2 separate regions of the Homo sapiens genome follow, and region 1 is linked to region 2. A link is a loop called in an ENCODE intact Hi-C map of the cell type or tissue named here. Cell type or tissue: spleen. All regions are shown on one strand. Each heading gives the region's core, and the rest is flanking DNA. Links, peaks and the distances in the headings are about the cores only. Region 1 overlaps LINC01339 (long intergenic non-protein coding RNA 1339). Region 2 overlaps MEF2C (myocyte enhancer factor 2C).

Region 1 (6,344 bases), core at 1,317-3,816, 1.4 Mb before region 2:
TTGTGTCACAGTATCTTTCTCCAAAGACAGTATGGGATTCTGGATTACATTAGAATCACATGCTAGTCCTGCTTCCCTGAGATCACTTCTGGAAACTACCTTGATTGGAGTTCTGGATTTTTTAGAATCTTTTGGCTGCACCTCACAGACAGTTTCCTGCTCGGCTTTCTCTCACACCTGGTGAAGCACAGCTATTGTCTCTAAGTTCCACTGGTTTACAAAGCTGCCTTATCTTCAACTTCTTAGGAGGTGCTTCATTATCAAACAAAGAGGACAGACCCCTTCTTTTGATGCTAATGTTGTTATCAGGAAGGAGACAAGGTAGCTGTACAGGAGAGAGGGCCCTGAAAACACACACAACCGCTTTAGGGGCTCACTGTAGCCAGTCTGCGTAGAATCTTTTCAGTTGCCCTGGGTCTCTAACTCTGCTTTTGTTATAGTCAAGTGCTGTAACAGTTCTGTACTTCTTCCCTCCATCTGCAGCATGTCTGGTGACCATTAGGGAACATTTTCTGCATTTATCTTTTGTAACAGAGTGCCAGGCACTACAGAAAATCTGAGGTAAACTAAATTATTTCTATTTTTTGAGGCTTCTGGAGTATTAAAATAAGTAATACCAAAAGAGCATCATAGAAACTGATGAATTTTAAGTTGTTGGATGAAATGCTTCTTTTAAAAACTCTTGCCAGTACGTCTATGAAAATTGAGGTATAACCTTATTTGGAGATGTCATCAAAAATCTAAATTTGAGGCCTGTTTTAAATATGAGGCTTATGCCAAATGGTCCTCTTGGGTCCCCCTTCCTCACTCTTCCTGTGATAGGTCCTGAAAGTAAGTGTAAGACGTTCTGTTTGCCCTTGAGACACTCAAAATCTATTTGGGGAGTCAGTATTAAAAATATAATACAGAGGCTAATACAGGTAAGTATATAATAAAGTGCTAAGTTGGCAGCAGATACTACAGGTATTTTTAAGAGCTCAGAGAAAGGAGGGATTACTGTGGCTAGTTGAGTCAGGAGTAGTTTTGTGGAAGAGATGGGGAAATTGATACAGGACAAAAGGATTTTAGGAACAATACCACCAACAAAAGATGTTGACTTCCTTCTATCAATTTACATTCAAATAAAACTGGCTCTACTTTATGAGTTTCCACTTGTTGGTCCAGTCTCCATTCTCAGCCTGGATCAGAACTTTTCTGAATCCTATATAATTTAAGCCCTGTGTTGCTAATCTTTTGAATTAAGTTAATATGTGAACCACTAGCCACCAGGGATGCAGATTTGAGAGCAAACAATGGACTCTGCTCCCTCTTTCCTTTGAGGCCAGGAGGGAGCTAATAGCTTTCCTTGCTGGGCATGCAGAACCAGGAGGGGGATGAGCAGCATGGATGCTGAGTTGATGCAGGCAAGCCTTCTGGAAGGGCTTCTGAAGCTGCCCTGTCTTTGAAGTGAGTGAGAATACCTCACGTGGAGCTATCCCGAGGATTGACAGGACCAGACCCACAAAATTTTCTAGCTGTAGTGGGGCCGTGAGCATCCCCTACAGCTTCCCCTTTGGACAGCAGAAGCCTTGAGAGCACACCCCATGGAGCCACCAAGTCTGCAAGAGCAGCGGGGAGCAGTTACCACCAATTGAATTCTACTCCCTGCTGTGGTGCTGAGTGGAGGGGGCTTCTCATCAGATGGAACTTTCATTCCTTCTAAGAGGATATATATATATGTATAGTTTTTCCTCTTAAAACCAAAGTTGGAATATTTATTTGAAAATGAATTCCTAGACTCTGGTTTTAGTTAAAAATTTCCATAGGGAACAATAGAACTATAGTACATTTCTAATTTAAAACTTTGCATTGTTGATGAAGTTTTGAAAATAGCAGAAGTAGGCAACCCAAACATCTGTTACTTTAATTTTTTTTCCTCCCTCAACTTGTAGCAAACTTGTGGCACTAGTCTTGGAATGTGGGCACTGTCTCTGATCAGTATTTTAGGGAGTTTTGGAATGCACAAGAAAATATAGATAAGATTCTTTGCTTAAAATTTATAATGCATTGCAGATTGCACTGTGGGTTTCTGAAACAACGAAAAGTCATGGTGGGTTTTAAAGCAGTTTAGAGGAATAGCTCAGATCTTTGATGCAGGGCACTTAAATTAATGCTAGTCACAACATAAAGCTCAAGTTCAAAATTTATGTCTCCCTCTGATTACCACACATCAACCTACTTGAAATGGAGATGAAATTGCATTTCTCTGGGGGAAACATGGTGCTATTTTGATGATCAAATGTATTGGGAACAGAGGTTCTTGTTAGCCACGTTGTGTGTGGTGTGGGGAAGTTTCAGGCAACTTGGCGCTGGACCAGTGGGTGGAGGTGGAGCAGGGTGGCCATTACAATTAGAGCCTCTGGTGAGGAAGAGGGGGCGCCAAACTCTTAGTTTTCATTGAGCTGGGTTACAGAATGCACTAGCTGCCTGGGCCATGGCTTCTGTGTCACTGGGAACAGGCAGCTCACTGTGTAGGTCCAGGAAATCTGCAGCGTCACAGCTTATCCTTCTAGAGGAAGCATTGGTCAAGGATTTACATTCTGGAATAAAGCCCTGTATTTCACCATTATTATTATTGTTATTACTATTTTCTGGCAAAAACTTCTTAAAATGAATGTGAAATTGAGATGATCATTATGTAACCAAAGTGCTATCGCAATATAACCTGCCAAGAAGTTATCATTCTGCTCAAAATATTAAAGGTCATTTTCATCCCCTTTTAAAATGTCCTTCTGACCCTGCCACCCTGCGTTGGGCAGGCTGCAGCCTGGCAGGTATAGGGCTGGGAGGCCACACCGAGATGGTAGTGTTCTTTGATCACCTGCCATGAGGTACTGGGCAGATCTAGTTGGGAATGAAAGATGACCAGGTAAGCTGGCTTGGTCTGGCACTATTTCTAAAGGAGAAGCTATAGAGGTATTGGTGTTTGCAGTTAGATGGCTCCTGCCAAGATGCTTTCTGTGCTGACTAGGTTCACTTCTTTTCAGGGCTCTGTCTCTTGGGCAGACCTTTAGGTCTTAAGCAGACAAGTCTGCTTGGCTCCTTCAGCTTCACAATGGGCCCTGTTTTTTCACAGTGAGACATTTTCTCTTGATAAAGTGAGTGTTGATCTTCCTGGGAAGAGCAATGGAGGGAATGTAGGTTCTAATAGGTTCTGGACATTCTTCCCACTTCAAAAAAATGAACTTCTTTTTCTCAATTCCTAGGGCCTGGAGTTTTTTCCTATGTACTTCTCTTATGAAATAATAAGCTTCCAATAGGTGTGCATTATATTTCTAAGGCAGAATTAAAAACCAGATATCTATTAGTTTGGAAATCCAGGGTCTGGCTGTTATAATGACTAACCTGTTTTTATCTCTGCAGAAATTACTGTTTAATATTATATCATGTTGAATTTTTCCCAATGGTAATCTTATGATGGCTGCAGCTACCTGTTAACTTCAACAAGCACACTGGCCTGGAGACTACATGATGGTGTATCAGTAATGGTAAGAGCATCCTTTTCCCTAGTATTACTAGGTAAGTTGCTACCTACCTGAGAAGCATCTTATATATGGATTACTAATTTAGTTCCTTATTTCTGGCTATAAAAGGCAATTGAAATATAGGCTTGCCAGAGATTAAGGAGAAAAGTTAATGGCCAGCCTCTACTTTTTCTTACTTTAGAAGTGAAAACAGTGGTTATTACTATTATTAATTACAACCAAAACAACCACAAATTTAAGCAGCCTTCCAGACAACTTAAGGAGTATTTTTAAATAATCAATTTTACTTTAAAATGTTTAATTAAAAAGTTTAGAGAAGAATTTCCAATTTTGGTCATTGCTCTTAAACAGTGATGTGACACAGTTTATCTTTTCTGCCTTTCCCTCCATGTCCTCTCCTAAGAGCAGGTGCCTCTCCATCATTGCCCATCAAAGACATTTCTGATGCTCCAGAAGGATACCCTTGAGGTCATCCTGTTCTCACCTCCAATATTCATTATGATCTCTAACATCACTATATACAACATTTTTGTATATATAGAATAATTTCTGGTGCCTTCATGTGGTTGGGGGTTTCTTTACATGAATATTTGCTCTTTATCCTTAGGCCTTCCTCTTGGCTTTGCTTTTGCAGATATATTCACACATATGATTATACTCATGTAAAATACACATGCCTATATGCATACAATTGTGTACAAATTAATGTACATGACTCTCAGTAAAATTTTGTTGAATCAATTAATAAACGTACACACACATGTGCTTGTGTGTAAAGGGTGGTTTGTTTTGCTTGTACTCTATAGATGAAGGCACTGAGAATAGTTTTCTTTTGTCCCTGAAGTTTTTATTGTATAGCTTCAAAGATTTTCCTTGCTGGATAATTTCTTTTAAGAAATTTTGATGAAAATGTGCACAGCAATTTTGACTTACTTGTAGGTGGAAAGAAGAATAATTTTTACACTTTGAAGCAATTTTGGATTTTTTCACACGTGGATAATTCTCTGAGCTTTCAAAGCAAACATTTCAAAATTTCCTTTTCTTCAGATTGAACTGGTTGAAAGTAATATTATAATGTTTGTGCCTTGCTTTTTATAATTACTTATATATGTACACTTATATTTATGTAATTAATGTTACTATACATTTCTAATTGCTAATTAGTTGCTTACTTTTTCAGTGCATTTTAAAATGCTCTGAAATCTATTCATCTATATATCTATCCTAGGGACAAAGGTAATATTCTTTTCATTTTTGAATCTCTGGGAAATTTATTTATTTGCTTTTAGCAGTGGAAAGAATTTTATTTTTTGTCTAAGTAGGCATTTATTTTGAGGTAAATATAAAACATAAAATTTTCCCCAAAGTCTATTTTCATATTACCTTTTAACTATGTGCTAGTAATGGGTACAGGGTTACTGTCACCCTCACCCCATCCATTTTACCCTAGAATGGTTGGCATTATGTGGAATTGGTCCTCTATGCAGGTGAAAGCCTGCCCATGAAGTTTACAATAGCTATGAAGCCCTATGGAGGGAATTAAAAATTCTCTCCCTTTGAAAGTGGAACATCCTCCACCAACTGGTAAAAATAAGCCTTTTTTTTTGTATTGGAAGAACTTCAGGGATTCTGAAAACTAGGAGGAAAACATACCACACAGTCTGCGAATACTGTGTTTAGGAAGGTTTGACAACAGAGGGAAAAAAGCCTGTTTCAGGACTCTCAGGCTGGGAGGTAGCTGTTTTAGTGGGGCTATTGAAATCTGAAATGACCTCTTTTTATATCTTGAAGAACTAAATCTACTGCAAAAAGGTAAGATTTTCAAGTTGTAATAATAAAGACTAAATTTTAACTTATGAGGTCTTTCAGTATACTAACTCAACTCTAATTCGATATTATTAGTAAACTGGATAATAGTTTAGAGTATACTGAATAAAAAAATGTAGTAAACAGGCAAAATATTGTTATGACATGAATCTCATGTATTGTATTCCCCTTCCTTCTCTGTATAGGATTTACAACTGCAAACATCTCAAGCAGCAGTGCCACATCCCTGCTACCTCCCTGCTTGTGCGTGTGTCCCTACATTATCCAAAATAGGGGTGGGCTAATGACGATTGCAGGCTAACTCCAGCCTACCACTTGCTTCTATAAATAAAGTCTTATTGTACACAAACATAGCCATTTATTTAAGCACTGTTTGTGGCTGCTTTTCTGTTAAACATCAGGGTCGAGTAGATGAGACAGAGAGCATGTGGTTTGCAAAGCTAAAAATATCCTTGCCCTTGTAGAAAAAGTTTGCCAACCCCTGACCTCAGATATTAATTTTCTTCAATTGATATGAATTTGCTTCACTGATGGTATCATAGAAAACTGTGATGTGTATTCCTTCTCCTGTGACTTATCTCTTTCTTTTGATAGGAAAACTAAAAGCAAAACAAGGAGACCTAAAAAATGGGGCTGGGGGAACTCCCAAAACAAAAACAACTAAAAATCCTTAAAAAATTTAAGAAGTGCTGATCAGAATCATGAAATAGGCCCATTAAAATATACTGATATTATTGAAAAATGATATTTTTGCCCAACAACATAATAAGAAAAGAATACTTAGAACACTTACATTCTCTTTCTAACTTTGCCATTCTTCAACTCAGAGATCAGCAAACCTTTCTGGTAGAGGACAAGATAGTAAATATTTTAGGCTTTGTAGGCTATATTTATTTTGTTTTATATACGACAAGTGGTGGGCCACATTTGGTGAGCAGGCCCATAATTTAACTACCTCTTCTCTAACTCAGTGGTCTTGATAGACCACAGCTT
Region 2 (5,778 bases), core at 3,279-5,778:
GATAAGTGACATATGTCTTCAGTGTGTCCATCTGACCTTCAGCTGACAGCAAAGTATAGAGCAGAATTGACCTTGATGTTCTTATTCTCTTTTTATCCCGTAGAATCTATTAATTCAAACTAAGTTCATAACATATTCACAATAATGATTCAGGATGACATATTAAATATAAAACTCCTCTAAGCACTCCATTTTGTCAAGCTTTTTTTTTTTAAGTGAACATACTCTCTTTTGTTTGTTTTTTTCTTCTAGTGAGAGGAAGTAAATGCATTGTTTTATGTAACAGCTTTTGCCATGGAATACTGTTCGAATTTACTGTAAAGAAAATTTGGGGGTTTGTCATATTTATCTAGCTTTAGAGAATTTGGCTAATATTCCAGAAGTTTTCTTATAGAAGGGAATTGATATTCAGATTCAACCAACATTTCTTAAGTGAGTCCTGTCACTTAACACACGTTTTGGGGGTGTCCAGTTTGCTTTATTTTTGTTTTTTTGCCCCAGGAACTGGGATAATTTTATTCATAATCCAATTGACAGACTTAATCTTGTAGTTATTTGTTATATATTCAGCCTGTTTATTCATGCATAAAATGAGACAGGTAAATGAATGGGATATGAAGAACAAATCTGCTTTATACAGTGTGCCTCAAATATATTTTGCTTCTAAAGATGTTCCCATAAATATCTCCTGAAATATACCTTTGCTCTGCCTTCCCAGTTCCTCATGGCCTCTATCTCAGGCCATCAAAGTAGTCTCCAGACTGGTCCACACTAGCAGGCCTTACTAATTCCTGAGTATACCAATGCCAGTAGATCTTTCTGACCACTTAGAGGTCTGTGTCATACCTCTACTCTGAAACTTTCATTTCCACCATATAAACCCAAGGACTTTTAGCCTGGAATTTGAGATCTCCACAGCCCAACCCCTGCATCCCTCCAGAGCCTCTGACACCCCTCTCTTTTCACGGGTCCCCTTCTAAACAGGTTCCTCTCAGTGCCCCTTACCATGCTCTTTAAACTCCTACCTCAGCCCTTTCCTACTGCCCAGTCACAAGCCTAACATATCTTCCTATGGCCTTTCTTTAAGGCCCTCATCAATTCCTGCCTCTTCTGTGAATCTTTTATTGGATCACCTCTTCTCTCCCGGGAACTCAATAACACTTAATCTGGATTACTCTGCAGGCACCTCACCCTACGCTGCCTTGTATTGGTCTTTATGTTTTCCATGAGTATGTATTGGATTACCACAAAGAGATTTCAGAGCTTTTCAAGCCTGGGGCCTTGTCTTTGCATCCTCACTGGGTAGCACACAATCTCACTCATGCAGGGGTAATAGATACTTGTGTTTTGTAATGATGGCAATAACAATGAGGTTTAACTGTCTCCTTTAGAAAGCTTCAGAAAACAACTGTCTAGTTTCTAGCAAGGATTGTTGAATCAGGTAGCTGAGTTCTCTTATTCTCCCTTCAGAGGCAGTGGAGGAAATCAGCAGATGTCTTTCTGAGTCCACTGTCATGCCAGCTCTGCTGGCATTTGTAATCAACTCCTCCCTAGCTCTCTTGGTCATATTTTGAAATATGAAAAACGCAGACCTTGGGATACCCACTTTTCTGTTAGTAGGATACTGAACATCAGAGACCTAAGAAAACCCTTTCAGTCTTCCAGTTCAATGGCTATTCCTGTGCCTTGGTGAATCAGCACTTTAGCGGAGGCATCATCACTTCATTTCAGCTCCAGGGAAGGAGTCTTGCTTTCTGAAGTTCTGTGTGAGGAGGAAAGCAAGGGTTGTACACTGAACTTAGTAAGGAGGGCAAAGCAGATGGAAGAAAAACCATAGAGAGAATTCACTCAGAGAAAAGCGGAACTGAACAGCAAAATGTGTAAGCGGCTTCCCCTCCTCCTGCCTGTCCTAGAAATTACAGTCTTGCTGGTATGCCCTTTCTTCATTTAAGGACACACAGACACACAAAATAAAACCCAAACCAGTGAACTGAAAGAGTGAGTCACGCCAGCCAGGCCTCCGCCAAGCTAGTCAATTAAAGTGCAAGACCAGTTCTGTGCTTTTCTTAGACCCTGAACTACTGTCTGACTTTCTTCCTGAATATTTTTGATAGGAAAAAAAGTATATGCTGACTTCTGAGCAAGTTGATGTATATTGGCTCTCTTCTCATAAAAAGTTTTTAATCTTCCTTCAGAGGACTATTGAATACTTAATTGGGTTACTTGTCCCATGGAGGTCAAATCAGTCATCCTATGGTTTTGCAATGTACGTCTTACCATTAAGCTTTTGTTTTTATTCTCATGTTGTGTATTCTTCGGAAACGTATTTGACCTAGATTTCTTCCTAAATGCTTTATTGTTTTTTGTTAACAGGGAACGGGTATGGCAATCCCCGAAACTCACCAGGTCTGCTGGTCTCACCTGGTAACTTGAACAAGAATATGCAAGCAAAATCTCCTCCCCCAATGAATTTAGGAATGAATAACCGTAAACCAGATCTCCGAGTTCTTATTCCACCAGGCAGCAAGAATACGATGCCATCAGTGGTAATACAAAACTACATTTTAAATAAATATTGATAATGTTTTGTATATGTTTTGCTGTTTTTATATTTGTCTAACTTGATGAATTACTTAACATTCTCCCAGAAAATTAACATAACAGTGCCATTGACAGAGCCTTGCTTGTATTTAGCTATTATTTCTGGTAACTGGTTTGCATTTCCCTTTTCCGTGTAAAAAAAATATATATATATATCTGGTGAACTTCACTAGGCTGATGTTCTAGGATAAGAAAAACATTTTCTTTTAAGGCTTTCAATTTATAGTTGGAAAAAAATCAGACACTACCATCGGTCAATCTCTACGTCCCATAAGCAGAGTAATAATAGGTAATGAGGTACTTTATAACATAGTATTTTTACAATATTTATGTCCTCAACACGCTGACAATGAGAAAGTACTTTCCACAATTTCTAAATGAACTTTCTCCTGTTAATTAGCAAATCCTTTCTTAGATGTATTGCAATGATTATATCTAATACATCGCATGCCTACACACTGCCTCAATTCATCTTTCCATACATTTACTTCATGAAAATAGCTATCTCTCAAAAGCAAATTAAAATCCTAGGCATTTTAGGAACAAAGGTTATATTTTACATCAAAAAAGAATTGTAGCACCTCTAAGGAAGATAAATAAATAAGAAATTTTAAATAGAGGTTATATCCCCAGACCCTGTCATTTTTCTTTCTTCTGGGTCTGCATGCCTAAGATGAAGATAATGTTATGGGACCAAATTCAACAACAAAGAGACTTACATCAGTGTTCTACAAATTAGCTTTGCTTAAGAGCAAGAACGTTTAAAACCAAGATTCGGTAGACAAATTTAGATCATTCTGCAAACACATTTATTTCTTTTTTCTTTCTCTGCTCTGTGGCAAGCTTCAGGGTAAAACAGTCCTGTGAGCTGATTAGTTTATTATGGCACAGTGCAGATTAATTTTGAATATCAACCAAAAACATCACATAATATGCAACATTCCCTTCAGAAAAAAACTGGGTCTAATAAATATAACCTCCTACAGGGCTACAGCCAAGCAGTGTGGGCCGTGCATGGCAGGCCATCTCTATCAACAGATTTATTCCAGGTCCCTTAAAACTGATGCTGTCCCAGGGAATCTGTGATGGGTCAGTTAGGTCCCTCTCTGGCAGCCAGGTGTGTAGCTCCCCTTCCTCCAGCAAGTGAGGTTTCAAAGCACAGTCTTTTTTTTTCCTTCAAAATGAAGTGATGAAATAATGAACATTGAGACACTGACCTGGGCTGAAAACCGGGTAGATTGTCTTCACATTTGAGACAAACAGCTCATTAAGGGAAACAAAGAATGTCTTTGTAAGGAGTTATCTTTGGAGTCTGGGTTTTAAAACTGTTTAAACTGTTGTGTCTATCGGAAGATGCTTTTCCTTTTGTTGAAAAGATTTTGCCCAATTATAAATATTTACGGACACTAATTAATAAAACTCCTTCCGCATGCTCTCAGTCTGAGGATGTCGACCTGCTTTTGGTAAGTGGTGAGAGCGCTTCCCTCAAATGGCATGTGCAAAGCTACTTTTAGGTAGAGGTGGTAGCTTTGATAAAATTGGAAGATATTGGAAGTTACCACAGTATGTCAACATTGATTATGTTTAAATACCATTAATTTCTGGCATCACTCACAGGTGAAAAGAATGTCAGGTTTTTTTTTTTGTTTCAATATTTTTTCTGTTTTCAATATTTTAGGACAATTTATAGTAAAATTCAAACAAAAATATTCTTTCATTACATAAAACTAAAATATTTCTTCTTCTGGGAATTAAAGTCTCATGATTTTAAGTTTATGTGGTGGATCTTTTATCTCTTTACTGTAATGAGTTAAATATTCGCATTAGCTGCTTTGCCATCTAGTTTGAGGGAAGTTTAGAAGAATCTGAACAAAGTGGTCACAGCACCACCTGCTGGTCAAAATATAACATGAGCCCCTACTCATTTGCTCTCTGCTGTATGTAGAACTGAACATAAAAACTACCATGGTTGATTTTAATTTTTTTTTAATTTGCATTTGAATGAAAACTGAAACAATGGAAGTACAGTATACATATTTCATCAGTTTTCAACATAGTCTGTTTTTACCCATAATAAAGCTATGGTACTTGTTACTAGTTCAGTTGCCTAGGAGATACTGATGTAATGGGTTACTATGGCAACAGCTGGTCTCTTGAAGGATTGTAAATGATAGGGTTGGCAGAGTTCATAGAGACACATGTTAAATGATTAATTTCATGAGATTTGTACCAAGTTATCTCTTTATGTGGAAAACTAATACTGAAATCTAATATTTTTAACTTTTAAAAAAATTCATCAGTAATGTCTTTTTATTTATTTTAAAAGAATCAAAGGATAAATAACTCCCAGTCGGCTCAGTCATTGGCTACCCCAGTGGTTTCCGTAGCAACTCCTACTTTACCAGGACAAGGAATGGGAGGATATCCATCAGCCATTTCAACAACATATGGTACCGGTGAGTAGCTTTGTCATGTGCAATTAGTACACTAAATACTTTTTATTGAAAATCAAGATGAAAAAGTTATCTTTTACTCTATTAGGAAGCTTTATTTAGGGCCTGCGCCGTCCACAGCACTGCAGCATTACCCATTCTTCACTAAGACAAAGTGAATATCCACATTTTTCTTTCTTAACTGACTGAAAGTTTTATTTATGCAACCTGAGTTCAAAATAGAAACACACTTTCAAGAAAATTGAGCTGTTTCTTTGATGTAATAAAAAGCTCACTTTCTCAGGATTGTTTAACATTTCTACATCATCAAATATGTACATACCTTTATACTAGATTGTAGTTCTAATAAACTAGAATTGCGGACTATGCTACTTCAGAGCATTCGTGGAATACTTATTTTTGGTTTATAGTATATTCCTTTTAAATTAGAATTATCGCTGATGCTTTATCTCCCCTCCCCTCAAAATTAAAAATATCTATAATAACGATAATCCTAATAGAATATTTTGGAAATTGAAAATGTTTATTCTATTTACCATTTGATAATTTCTAAATTTAATATTTTCCCTTGTTGTTTTATTCTTTAATCTAGAGTACTCTCTGAGTAGTGCAGACCTGTCATCTCTGTCTGGGTTTAACACCGCCAGCGCTCTTCACCTTGGTTCAGTAACTGGCTGGCAACAGCAACACCTACATAACATGCCACCATCTGCCCTCAGTCAGT

Evidence for each region. Hi-C counts contacts between places; a loop is a spot of excess contacts. Peaks named below come from ENCODE experiments on the same cell type or tissue, not always from the same donor. Only the 100,000 strongest peaks of a DNase experiment are listed, where the experiment ranks them.
Region 1: a loop joins it to region 2, with 5 times the contacts of the local background. A loop is called at or near these places in 7 of 110 quality-filtered maps.

What each region holds. Positions count from the first base shown.
Region 1 is chr5:90,157,712-90,164,055 of GRCh38, reverse strand. It overlaps LINC01339 (long intergenic non-protein coding RNA 1339), which reads left to right. Exons shown (of 6, transcript NR_120601.1): 5 at 3,467-3,527; 6 at 5,537-5,717. Among named protein-coding and RNA genes, the nearest start is that of LINC01339, 130 kb to the left of the region's middle. In spleen, for the core only: a CTCF peak has its summit at 2,426; a DNase peak (open chromatin) is centred at 2,427.
Region 2 is chr5:88,728,497-88,734,274 of GRCh38, reverse strand. It overlaps MEF2C (myocyte enhancer factor 2C), which reads left to right. Exons shown (of 11, transcript NM_002397.5): 7 at 2,374-2,546; 8 at 4,041-4,064; 9 at 4,928-5,057; 10 at 5,647-5,778. Among named protein-coding and RNA genes, the nearest start is that of GSCAR, 34 kb to the right of the region's middle. RefSeq lists enhancers at 1,673-1,952, 2,073-2,122. In spleen, for the core only: a CTCF peak has its summit at 4,524 (motif pointing left); no DNase peak of the experiment used is centred there; H3K27ac peaks cover 857 bases.